Linked DNA regions of Mus musculus: region 1 is linked to region 2. A link is a contact called in ENCODE Hi-C or POLR2A ChIA-PET data. All regions are on one chromosome and are shown on one strand. The core of a region is the stretch at or near the end of the contact, and the rest is flanking DNA. Distances in the headings are between cores, read along the strand shown.

Evidence for each region. A loop is a pair of places that touch in the nucleus more often than their neighbours do. ChIA-PET counts read pairs that join two places held with the same protein, here RNA polymerase II (POLR2A).
Region 1: a map of heart shows a loop between it and region 2 (3-fold over the local background). The contact joins the promoter of Uba2 here to the promoter of Wtip in region 2. A Hi-C loop is called at or near these places in 2 of 37 maps with a recorded cell type or tissue (both heart). POLR2A ChIA-PET finds 5 or more read pairs at or near these places in 3 of 5 experiments (Patski and embryonic stem cell).

Annotation. Positions count from the first base shown.
Region 1 is chr7:34,165,701-34,172,129 of GRCm38, reverse strand. It overlaps Uba2 (ubiquitin-like modifier activating enzyme 2), which reads left to right and starts at 3,601. Exons shown (of 17, transcript NM_016682.2): 1 at 3,601-3,757. The coding sequence starts at 3,620.
Region 2 is chr7:34,131,975-34,138,180 of GRCm38, reverse strand. Wtip (WT1-interacting protein) reads left to right here and starts at 4,913. Exons shown (of 8, transcript NM_207212.2): 1 at 4,913-5,692. The coding sequence starts at 5,122.

The DNA.
Region 1 (6,429 bases), core at 2,352-4,851, 35 kb before region 2:
AAAACCATGATTTTCAGATGACAATACAGGCTAAAATCAAAACATAATTCATGTATAGAATTTTAAACTCTTTAGTTAGGATATGATGGTAAAGTATGTTATCTAATTGACAAATATGATGGACTGGATGTTAATTGTATATCATACTCTGGAATTTACATAATTGTTATGGTTATGCTCAATTTATGCCTGAGAGAAGAGCCTTTTTTTTTTCCTTCTCCTCACTCCCACCCTGCTCGCTCTGGCCCAGAGATTATTTATTATATGTAAGTACACTGTAGCTGTCTTCAGACACACCAGAAGAGAGCATCAGATCTCATTATGGATGGTTGTGAGCCACCATGTGGTTACTGGGATTTGAACTCAGGACCTCCGGAAGAACAGTCAGTGCTCTTAATCGCTGAGTCATCTCTCCAGCCCAAGAAGAGTCTTTTTTATTTGGACAGAAAGGTAAGGTATTGGGTATTGGTTCTAATGCTTTGATTTGATTGGGAATCTTCATGTCCAAACACTGAAGGTCCTTGTCCCCAATTGGGTTTTGATCGATCAATAATGATACCAGTAGCTATTGGCTAAGCAAAGGAAAATGGGCCAGATCCTTAGATTTCCATGGACTAGGAGAGAGAAAGGGAGGGAGGGAGGGAGGGAGGGAGGGAGAGAAAGAAGACAGAATTACCAATTAACAGATCCAGGTTTTGGAAGGAGATGGATCAGATTTAAAGCTACAGAAAGAAAATCATCCAAAAGGTAGGTAAGAAGGAATGTGGCCCCTTGAAGGGCTGCCCAGAAGCATTTTGGGCAGCAAAGACGGGGAGGGGGGGCTCCCAGAAAGAACAGGACAGCAAAGATCATAGATTTAGAGGGTGTTGAGTCAGAAGGACTAGAGGGAAATATATGATAGCAGGGTGGAGGATTAGAATTGTCTAACCTTTGAGCTAGCCAAGGCATTTAAAAATAAGCTAGTGTGTGTGTGTGTGTGTGTGTGTGTGTGTGTGTGTGTCTGTGTCTGTGTCTGTGTCTGTGTCTGTGTCTGTGTCTGTGTGTATGTGTGTGTTCCTGGGTGGGTGGCTGCGCCCTTGTATTCCTCCAGGAGCCAAAGAGGCATAGCAAATCTCACTGCTACAAAAAAAAAAAAAAAACATCCAGTCCCCTGGAAAGGGTGTCTGTTAGGTTAGCTTCTGGATGAGGCTTTTCAGAGGTGGGGCCATTCTGACAGAAAGCTCAGCCTATATACAGGAGTGATCTCCACCCTGGAAAGGCCCTCTTGTCCTTCCTACACTTGCAGCATCTGGGTAGCAGCCTAAGAAATCCTCTAGGCCAGCCTGGGTGTGGTTGGTGAGCCAATCAGCTGCATAGAAAGACAGTTCAAACAGGATTTTTCTCTGTTTTTTGTCTTTAGAGTTACTGTTTTCTTTGGTAAGCATGAACTGAGAATCAGAACCACAGACAGATGCACAAAGATACCAAATATGGTGGGTTCAGTGGTTAAGAGCACTGACTGCCCTTGCAGAGGACCATGCTTTTTTTTTTTAGCATCGTCAAGGTAGCTTACAACCATCTTGAGTTCTGGTTCCAGGAGGTCTGAAGCCCTCTTCTGACCTCTCCAGGCTCCTGCATGCACATGATGCACACGCACACATAAAAATAAAAGCCAGGTGGAGAGCTGGTGAGATGGCTCAGTGGGTAAGAACACTGACCGCTCTTCTGAAGGTCCTGAGTTCAAATCCCAGCAACCACATGGCGGCTCACAACCACCTGTAATGAGATCTGATGCCATCTCCTGGTGTGTCTGAAGACAGCTACAGTGTACTTATTTATAATAATAAATAAATTTCTGGGCTGGAGCAAGCAGGGATGGAGCGAGCAGGGCTGACAAGAGTGAGCAGAGGTCCTAAATTCAATTCCCCAAAACCAGTTGAAGGCTCACAATTATCTGTACAGCTACAGTATATACACATACATAAAGTAAATAAATAAATCTTAAAACAAAACAAAACAAAACAAAACTGTTGGGCGGTGGTGGTGCATGCCTTTAATCCCAGCACTTGGGAGGCAGAGACAGGCGGATTTCTGAGTTTGAGGCCAGCCTGGTCTACAAAGTGAGTTCCAGGACAGCCAGGACTATACAGAGAAACCCTGTCTCGATGAAAACAAACAAACAAACAAAACCCTAGGTGGAAAGTGATAGAGTATGATACCCAGAATTCTCCTCTAGCCTGCAGCTGCCAGTGGCCATGGGTTACTGGGTTCCTGAAAGGAAAGCTGGGGATGGATGGGAAGGATGACTAGAGAAATAACAAGCCAAGGCAAAGTTCTCTGAACAAGGCTCAATATAGTCTTAAATTTAAAGGGGGGAGACCCATCCCCCACTTTGTCAGGATCACCTCAGGAAAGCAAGCTCAGCTGTTCTGCAGGTAGCTTCTTGCAGGAAGCTGCAGATGTGGCAGACAAAAGACTTCACCTAGGTCAGAAGACTCCACCCTGGGTGGGCTAGCCTACTGTGGCAGAAACCGGTCTGATTCAGCCAGCTCAAGGCTGGGGGGAAGGGCACACTAGCCTCCACATGTAGTGTGTGTACATGTGGCAGACACACAGGAAACAGTCTCATAACTGATGCTGACTGTACCGGAGTCAGCGTGAATCAGAGAACTTCTTTACAGTCAGTTCCAAGACAGAAAAGTAGAGGAAAATTAGTGTTTCTGTGACCTGATTTCCATCTGAGGCATTCTAGCTCCATGGCTTATCCTCAGAGTGTTACCAGCCATGAATGATTGACAAACAATGGTCAACAGAAGCAAGAGCGTTAGCAGTCATGAGTGGTTGACAAAAGCCACAGTATATTTCATCAATTTGGTGGGTGCAAAAATAATAGCAGTTTTTGCATTGCTGAAAATTTTAATATTGGAATATAGTTGTAAGGTTTATTGTTATTTTTTGTTATGTGTATGAGAATGTATTTGTGAGGATGTAAGCAGTATGTGTGTCTGTTTTCCTGCTGAGGCCAGAAGAGTGTGTTAGATCCCTAGTAGGTGGAGTTACAGGTAGTGTTGAGCTGCCTAATATGAATGCTGACAGCTGAACTCAGGTCCTCTGCAGTAGCAGTATGTGCGCTTAACCTCTGGGCCATCGGTCCAGCTCATGGAGTATATTGATAAATGTGGCTATGTTGTATGTCGTTTAATATGTGTTTCCTGCTTTTTTTTCTTTCTTTCTTTTGTTTTTTCGAGACAGGGTTTCTTCTCTGTGTAGCCCTGGCTGTCCTGGAACTCACTCTGTAGACCATGCTGGCCTCGAACTCAGAAATCCTCCTCGTGTGCCACCACTTCCCGGCCGGGTCATAGCTTTTTTAACCTTTAAATAAAGAGCTTTTGTTGGGAATTCAAACCGAGGTCTTTAGAAGGTGACCCTAGGCATCTCAGGCTGAGAGCTGGTTTGTGTTCCTCTGGAATTGTGTGAGAAGTAATCCCAGGACTCAGGGTGTCGCCTGAGCCCATCCCGGGGCGGGATGGCGGCCGCACTGCGCAGGAGCGGAAGCTGCGCTGCCCTTCCCCCACCGACTTCCGGCTGCCGCTCTGGTTCTCCCGCCTCCGACTGTGAGGCGGCTCGTAGACGTCCCGCCATGGCACTGTCGCGGGGGTTGCCCCGGGAGCTGGCCGAGGCGGTGTCCGGCGGCCGGGTGCTGGTGGTTGGCGCGGGTGGGATCGGCTGTGAGCTGCTCAAGAACCTGGTGCTCACTGGCTTCTCCCACATCGACCTGGTGAGGCCCGGGCTCCGGGTGAATGGCGGTCTGCCTGCGGGGCCCGGTTCCGGGCGGGAGTCAGGGCGGCGCGGCCCGAGAGGCCTGGGGTTAGGATCACCGTGCGGGAAGCGGGTTGGTGGGACGCGGGACTCCGGCTCTCCGGACCTCCTGTTCGCGGCCCTCGGCTCCCTGGGCCTGCGCGCGCCGCCTCCCGAGGCAGTTTCCCCAGTTACACTGGGATGCAAGAAGAGACCCTGTAGATGCTGTGACTTTAATTCAAATATTCTCCAACTTAAAATAACGATCCCGCGGCCGAGCGGTTTGCAGCCACCAGCCACAGCACGCCGGGCGTGCACACGTGCATTCATTCCCGAGTCTGCCACCGGCCCTCAGGTTGCAAGTGCTGTCTGCATCCCGTTTTATTTTTAACAGATGAGGAAAGTGAGACGCTATGAGGTTGAGTAACTTACCCTGGGGGCACGCCGTAAGTGGCTGGTTAGACTCCTTGGGGCTCGCGCTCCTCTGGTCTGGGCATCGTGCAGATCCGTGTTTATGTCATTATAGATACTCCCTGGGGTTTGCAGGATTGGGTGACAGACTGTAATCCGTGCATCGAGAGACTGTAGAACTGGAAGTTTGAGGTCCGCTTGGGCTACGTAGCAACATCTTACCCAAGAAATTAAAAAAAAATTTTTTTTTTTGGTTGTCAGGATTCTTAAGTTTTGCGTTAGCGTAATGTGCAATGACAGGAAACCCCTGTAATTTGTGAATGTGTTGGAGATATTATATGAACCTTGGATGTGAATTGAAGATGCCTTAAGGTTTAACAGAAACACGGGATGAAATTGCAGGTGTCAGGGTTTCAGCTGAGGCAGAATTGGAGGGAAACATTCTTCATTGGTCAGGCTTCACACCCAGTTTTGGTCCATAGAAAATAGTATAATCCATAATATGCTAGTGACGCTTGATGCTATTTTAAGAGTAGATTTTTCAATAGACAGGAGTGAATTGAAAAAGTAAATGCTTGTTCTCTGTTTTAATTTTCTTTGGTTAAATTTTTATAGTGAACTTTGAAGTACAAATGAATATTTCAATGATTATGTTCCATAATTTTCCCATACTACTCTAAACTTTAGAATGTTTGATGATGAGAACATTTTGTTGCTTATGTAAGTTTGTTGAAATAGAATGTAAATGATGTTAATTCTTTTCCCCTTTAAAGTAGCAATTAGATTAAAATTTAATTTTACTTTAAACTTTTTCCTTTATTTTACGTGTATGGGCCATTTGCCTGCATTGTGTCTGTGCCTGGTGCCCCCAGAGGCCAGAAGGGGGCGTTGGATCCCTGGAGCTGGTGTTAGCAATGGCTGTGACTCACCATGTTGAGCCTGAAAATTGAACCCCTGGTCCTATGCAAGAGCAGCCAGCACTCTTAACTGTTTAGCCATCTACGACGGCTCCTAGACTAGATTTTACTTTACTTATTTATTTTACCATACATAGGGCATTTTCTTCAACAGCCCTCAAGTAATCCTGAGTGAATGTGTAGATAAGGAATTAACGTGAGTGTGGTGGCTTACATCTTTAATTCCAGCACTAGGAGGCAGAGGCAGACTGACCTCTGTATTCTGTATGTTCCAGGCCAGCCTGGTCTACAAAGAGAGTTCCAGGGGATCTGAGGCTGTTACACAGAGAAACCATCTCAAAAAAAAAGAAAGAATGAAAGTAACTAACATGCTCCATATTGCTTAATGAGAAATGACATGGCACGGGAAATCAGAAATTATCAGACAGATGGGTGTTTTTTGTGTGTGGAGGCCAGAGGACAACTTCAAGGTTCGTTCTCCCTGGGCATTGTCGAGCAGTTACTGAGGCAGGGTCTCTTTCTACCCTGGAACTCTGCAGATGTACTAGGCTAACTGGCTAGTGAGTCCAGGAATTCCTCCTAGCCCCACTGCCCTGGCTCTGGAATTGCAAAGGCTTGCCACTGTGCCCAGCTTGTTTTAACGTGGCTTTTGAAGTATCAAACTCTGCTCCTTGTAGCTGGCAGTGCAGCCGCTTTTTTTTTTTTTAAGATTTATTTATTTAATATATGTGAGTACAGTGAGTACACTTTAGCTGTCTTCAGACACGCCAGAAGAGGGCATCAGACCCAATTATGGATGGTTGTGAGCCACCATGTGGTTGCTGGGAATTGAACTCAGGACCTCTGGAAGAGCAGCCAGTGCTAGTAACTGCTGAGCCATGTCTCCAGCCCCAGGGCAGCCACTTTACTGCCTTCAATCTCCTTGGCCTAGAAAACTACTTATTTACTGAATTTTGAGGCAGAGTCTCTGTTTGTAGCCCTGGTTGGTCTGGAACTCATTATGGAGACCAGGCTGACCTTCAGCTAACAGGTAACTGATTGCACCACCTTGCCCACCCAGAAAATTTTATTTTATTTTATTTTTTTATTTTTTATTTTTTGGTTTTTTTTCGAGACAGGGTTTCTCTGTGTAGCCCTGGCTGTCCTGGAATTCACTCTGTAGACCAGGCTGGCCTCGAACTCAGAAATCTGCCTGCCCCTGCCTCCCGAGTGCTGGGATCAAAAGGCGTGCGCCACCACACCCGGCTTTTTATATTTTTAATCAAATCTTTTATGATATCTAAGGAATTCCCTGAAATATTTGCATTGATCATGGTTAAATAAA
Region 2 (6,206 bases), core at 3,664-6,163:
ATCCATCCATCCATCCATCCATCCATCCATCTATCCATATCCATCCATCCATCCATATCCATCCATCCATCCATCCATCCATCCATATCCATATCCATCCATCCATCCATCCATCCATCCATCCATCCATCCATCTATCCATATCCATCCATCCATCCATCCATCCATCCATCCATCCATCCATCCATCCATATCCATCCATCCATCCATCCATATCCATCCATCCATCCATCCATCCATCCATCCATCCATCCATCCATCCATCCATCCATCTCCATCCATCCATCTATCTATCTATCTATCTATCTATCTATCTATCTATCTATCTATCTATCTATGTAGGTTTTCTGAATCAGGGTTTCTTTGTGTACCACTGGCTGTCCTATAAACTAGCTGTGTAGACCAGGCTAGTCTTGAACTCTTAGAAACCCATTTACTCTGCCTCTCAAGTGATGGGGCTAAAAGTGTTCACTGCCAGGCCTGGTCTTTTTATGTGTTTTTAAAGACAGCACTTCACTTCATAGTTCAAGCTAGCATTAAACTTGCTGGTGAACTGGGAAGACAATTCTGTGTGTAAGGCACTTGCTGTGGGAGCAGCAGGGCCTGGTCTAGGTCTCTTGAACCCACATGAATCTGGACACAGTAACAAATCTGCAATCTGTGTCAACTAGGTGGTGGTGGCACAGTCCTATAACCCAGCACTTGGGAGGCAGAGGCAGGTGGATCTCCCTGAGTTAAAACCAGCCTGGTCTACAGAGTGAGTTACAGGACAGCCAGGGCTTCACAGAGAAACCCTGGCTCAAAAAGAAAACTGAGAAGGAGAGAGAAACTGTCTTATACAAGGTGGAGGGTCAGAACTAACAGCTAAAGTTGTCCTATGGCCTTCATACACATGCATAACCAAACATACACAGATGAAAAGATTTCTTTTTTTTAAGATTTATTTTTAATGAAGTGCATGTGCGTGTGTGTATGGGATTCTGCACATGAGGGAGCCAGCCTGAGGTAAGCTTCAGGCACTGTATTCACCGGGGCCTGGGTTACAGGCAATTGTCAGTCTTGGCTGTTGGGAACCTATGTGGTGTCCTCTGCAAGAACAGGATACATTCTTTAGCCAACATCTCCCCAGTCTCAAAGAAAATGATATTATTTTTTAAAAAATTGTTTTGTATGTGACTGGAGAGATGCCTCAGTGCTAGAGCACTGTTTAAGTTAAGAGTGCAGCTGCTCTGGTAGAGGACCTGGGTTTGGTTCCTCGCACCCATGTAGTGGCTCAGGACCTTCTGTAACTCCAGTTCCAGGGGATCTGATACCTTCTGACTGCCACTGCCTCCAGGCACACATGGGGTATATGTGCAGATGAACTCTCATACATAAAAGAAAATATTGTGTCTATGCATGTATGTATGTATGTGTGTGTGTGCGCGTGTGTGTACATGCACATGCCAAGCACTTGTATGGAGGTCAGAGGATAAGTGACCTCTTAGCATTTTAAAGCAGAATTCCAGAGGTTCAGAATTCTCCATTTGGCTGTTTTTAGGGAGGATATATTTAGAGAAGTATTTTTATAGATAGTTTTTATTTTTTTTTTAAACTGGGAATCTGCTTCCTGAATTCTACACATAGATGGAACATTTTCCTCCTGTATTCAACTCAACAGGACAAAACCCCAGCCCAAAGCTTATTTGGGACATTTAGCTGCTGTCACTAAAGACAACAAACATGATCTGAACTTGGTAGTACATGCCTTTAATCCTACACCTGAGAGGCAAAGACAGGTGGATCATCTACACAGTCAGTGTTGGCTACATAGAGAGTTTGAGGCCAGCCTGGGCTGAAAAGAAAGAGGAAGGGAGGGAGGGAGGGAGAGAGAGAGGGAGGGAGGAAAAAAGAAAATCAACCAAGTAGAACTGTAGGCCCCTAGTTCTGTTTAGTTATATTCCGAACACAATTACTGTTCCAAAAAAAAAAAAAAAAAGTGTTGCTAGGAGCCTGGCGGTGGTGGCCCACACCTTCAATCCCAGCACTTGGGAGGCAGAGGCAGGCGAATTTCTGAGTTCGAGGCCAGCCTGGCCTACAGAGTGAGCTCCAGGACAGCCAAGGCTACACAGAGAAACCCTGTCTCGAACAACCAATATATATTTAAAAGCAGTACTTTTAACTGCTGAGCCAGCTCTCCAACCCCATAAAATAACTTCTGTTCTTATGAAGACACATCAAAGGGAGGAGACGGAGAAGACGTAAACTAGTAGAAACTATTTGTAAAAAATGGTATACTGGTAGTGAAAATATGTAACAAACTCTTATAAGTCATTAGAATAAAATAATTACTGTAGGTGTGAGTCACCGTGACGCACTTGGTTTCTGTAAATAATGTGTACACTCTCACACTAGCTCATTTGTGGTACTGAGGGGTCCAACTAGGCTTTCACATCTATCTGTCATATCTATCTATCTATCTATCTATCTATCTATCTATCTATCTATCTATCTATCTATCTGGTGTGACCAGATGATGACTACAACTTTTAGTGGAGGGGTTCTCCTATCTTATGAGTCCCACAGATGGAACTGCGGTCATCAGGTTTGGTGGCAAGTGCCTTTTCCCCAAACCATCTCCCTGACCCCCAGCTCCTTTTATGATTTTTTTTTTTTTTTTGAGATAGAGTCCCACTACATTGATCAGACTGACTTGGAATTTGTTCTGGAGCTCAGGCAAGCCTTGAATGTGTGTTCCTTTTGCTTCAGTCTTCCAGCTGGCCTCCGTTTCTCCAGTGCTAGGACGTGAAGCATGCAGATTCATCAGTAAACAACGGATGCCATTTCATAGAAGTTGCGTCTTCTACTATCCCATATTTGGTCATTTTAGGTTGCTTTACTTTTAGGTTTTCTTATTTCTAGAGAAATGGATTTTAGTTGACCCTGGACACTAATGTATCATTTGAATTCTGAAGGTTCTAACTGTGAAAGCTGGACTGAAACATTTACTTGTTTTTATTGGGAGGTGGTGGCAGTTCTTGCTATGCAGCCCAGGCTGGCTTCAAAAGTGATCCTCCTGCTTCAGCCTCCTGATTATAGCCTGGGACAATCATAACCTAGAATAGATGTTTTGAAAGAAATTTCTGCTTATAATTTTATGGTAGTTCAGTAATCTGTGTGTGCACGTTCACATGTGGATGTGCTTGTATACACACAGTGTGTGTATATGGAAGTCTGAGAAGAACTTTGCAGTCTACTCCTGGTGTGTGTGGGTCCAGGGAATGTAATGTGGGTGGTCAGGCATATCAACCAGCCCTGATTTGTGTGTATGTGGCGGCGGTCAGAAGACAACTTTAAGGACCTGGTTCTCTCCTTCTACTGTGGGTTCTGAGGATTGAACTAAATAAGGCATTAGGTATATGTATACAAGTGGTTTTTACCTTCTGGAGGCTTTTCACTGGCCCCCAACATTTTCACTTTTAAATGGCTGATAAATGTGATCAGTGAAATGGGATCACCGGTCAAATGGTTTCTCCTTTCTCATTGGACCATGAGGTGGCTCTCCTGACTGGACATTTGTTCCTCAAATACTTGCTTCCACACCTTGTGTGCATAAGGCAGAGCTGGAATTCCTTAGGTCCTAGGAGGTGCATGTGTGTGTGGGGAGGTTGGAGGGCGGGTTGGGGGGGATGGGCCAGACACTACAGTTTCCCTTCCATCTGGGAAGCAGGTGTCCCAGCTGGCTCTTTGCACAGTGAAGGCCAGGCTTCTGTGCATCTGGGTAGGTCAGTCTGCTGCCAACAAGCTCCCTTCCCCTGGTACTGGGGCATGTTACCATCCCCCTCTGAGAAAAGGGAGTCTGGAAGTGAAGGGCTTTCCTTTAAAACTGTTTTCCTGATTACTGGGACACAACACATGAGGTTTGGTTTTCTTTCCCATGACAGCTCTTGCAGGGTAAGACAGATTTTTGTTTGTTTGTGGGTTTGGGGTAAGATACAATATGGGAGTCTCACGTTCAGCCTGCTTCCTTCTACCAGGGTAACTAACACGGAGAAAAGGAAACAACTGGATTTTCCAAGGCCTAGTGGATACTGGTTCTAAATTGACAATAATTCTGAGAGTCCCCTCACATCGGAAAAAACAAACAAACAAACAAACAAACAAACAAAAAACCCTTAGACTCATTATGGCTCTCCAATTAAAGTAGGGATGCCAGTTGATAAACAGGCTTGTTTTGCTTGCTTGTACATCATGCACGACGTTCATGCCTAGCAGTGGAAGAGGTGGTCAGATTTCTTCGAACTGGAGTTAAGGAGAGTTGTGAACCATCGTGTGGATGCTGAGAACTGAATTTGGGTCCCCTGCAAGAGCAACAAACTCTCCTAACCTCTGAGCCATGGCTCCAGCCTAAAAGAATTTTGGTGGAAGTCACACTTACAATGGGTCCCGGAACTCATCCCGTGATTCTTTTCTAAGTCCCAGAATGTGTAATTGGGACGGTTATACCTAGACTTTGCTAGAATCCTTACACTGTGTTTTGAAACTGCCAGAATTCCCACGTTGGTGTCACATCCATGTGGCACAAAGCAGGCAGCATCAGGCTGTGTTCCTTTAGCAGAGGGCCAGGGAGGAATATGGGGAGGGAGGATGTGGGCTCGGGGCTCAGCCTGGGGGTGGGGGGGGAATCTGGAATGTGCCCTGAGGCCTCGGGGTGGACCAGAGCCTGGGCCACCGCTGTCCCGCCCGCGTCCTCGCGAAGTCTGCGCACCCCTCGGCCGGGCCGTCGCCGCCCCCCCCCACATTCCAGAGGCCGCTGCGCAGTCTCCTTCCTCACATTCCTGACGGGGCAAAGGAGTCCCTCCGTCCCCCCGCCCCCTGCGCGCGGTCTCGAAGCGGAGGGGGCGCGGCCCCGAGCTGCGCGCGCATTCCTCCGCCGCGCGCCTCCGTTCCTCCCTCCCTCCCCGCCACGGCCCCGCGCGAGAGTGCGGCCCACGCCGAGCGACCGCGACCCGGGCCCCGCCCCGCCCCGCGCCCAGGGGTCCCGGGGCGGGCTGCGGGCCGGCGGACGATGCGGCGGCGCTGCCGGAGCGGCGGCGGCGGGCGGCGGAGGCGGAGGTGACGCGCCGCGGCGGGCCGACGGCCATGCAGCGCTCGCGGACGGCCGCGGACGACGCGGCTCTGCTCCTGGCCGGGCTGGGCCTGCGCGAGTCGGAGCCGACCGCCGGCTCCCCAGGGCGCGTGCGGCGCGGGCCGAGGGCCGTGGACGAGGCGGCGCCAGCGTCGGGCCGCCGAGGCAAGGGTGGCTGCGGCGGCCCCGAGGCCGCGCCCGACGTCCCGAGCCGCCCCGAGCGAGGCCCGCGCGCCAGCCTCGCGGGCTCGGACGGCGGCAGCGCGCGCTCGAGCGGTATCAGCCTGGGCTATGACCAGCGCCACGGCCCCGGCCCCGGGCCGCCGTCGGGGGGCAGCGCGCGCTCCAGCGTGTCCAGCCTGGGTTCCCGTGGCTCAGCGGGCGCCTGTGCAGACCTGCTGCCGCCCGGCGTCGGCCCGGCGCCCGCCCGCTCTCCGGAGCCTGCCCAGTTCCCCTTCCCGTTGCCGTCGCTGCCGCTGCCCCCGGGCCGGGAGGGCGGCCCGAGTGCGGCCGAGCGGCGGCTGGAGGCGCTCACGCGGGAACTGGAGCGCGCGCTCGAGGCGCGCACGGCGCGAGACTACTTTGGTGAGCGTGCGCGGGCCAGGGTCTGGGTCGGGGGTCCCGGGGTTCTGGTAAGGGCTGTTCTCCAGCCACGGATGCGGAGATGCCCGGCGCTTCCTGACTTGAGGCGGGGGTGGGGTGGGGGTGGGTGAGGGGTGGGATCCAGACAAAATCAGGCTGATTGACAGCCTAACCTGTTTTCTGGACACTTAAAAAAATGATTATTTACTTAGAGACAAGGTTTCACTCTGTAGCTTAGACTGGCCTGTCTTCCTGCCCCCGACTCTGAAGTTCTAGGAGTAGAGACATATGGACTCTGCAAAAGATTCAGTTAGGTGTATATTGAAAGTACCTCGGGAGGTCAGAAGGTGTCAGATTCCTGGAACTGGAGTCTGGTTGTGAGCAGTATTGGGAACTGAGTCTTCTCCGTTGAGAAGTTGAGTCTTCTGCAAGAGCACCAAGCTCTTACTGCTGACCCATTCTTAAGCTCCTTTGCTGGGCATTCTTCTTCATCCCTAGTATTGCCCCTAATAAAGTT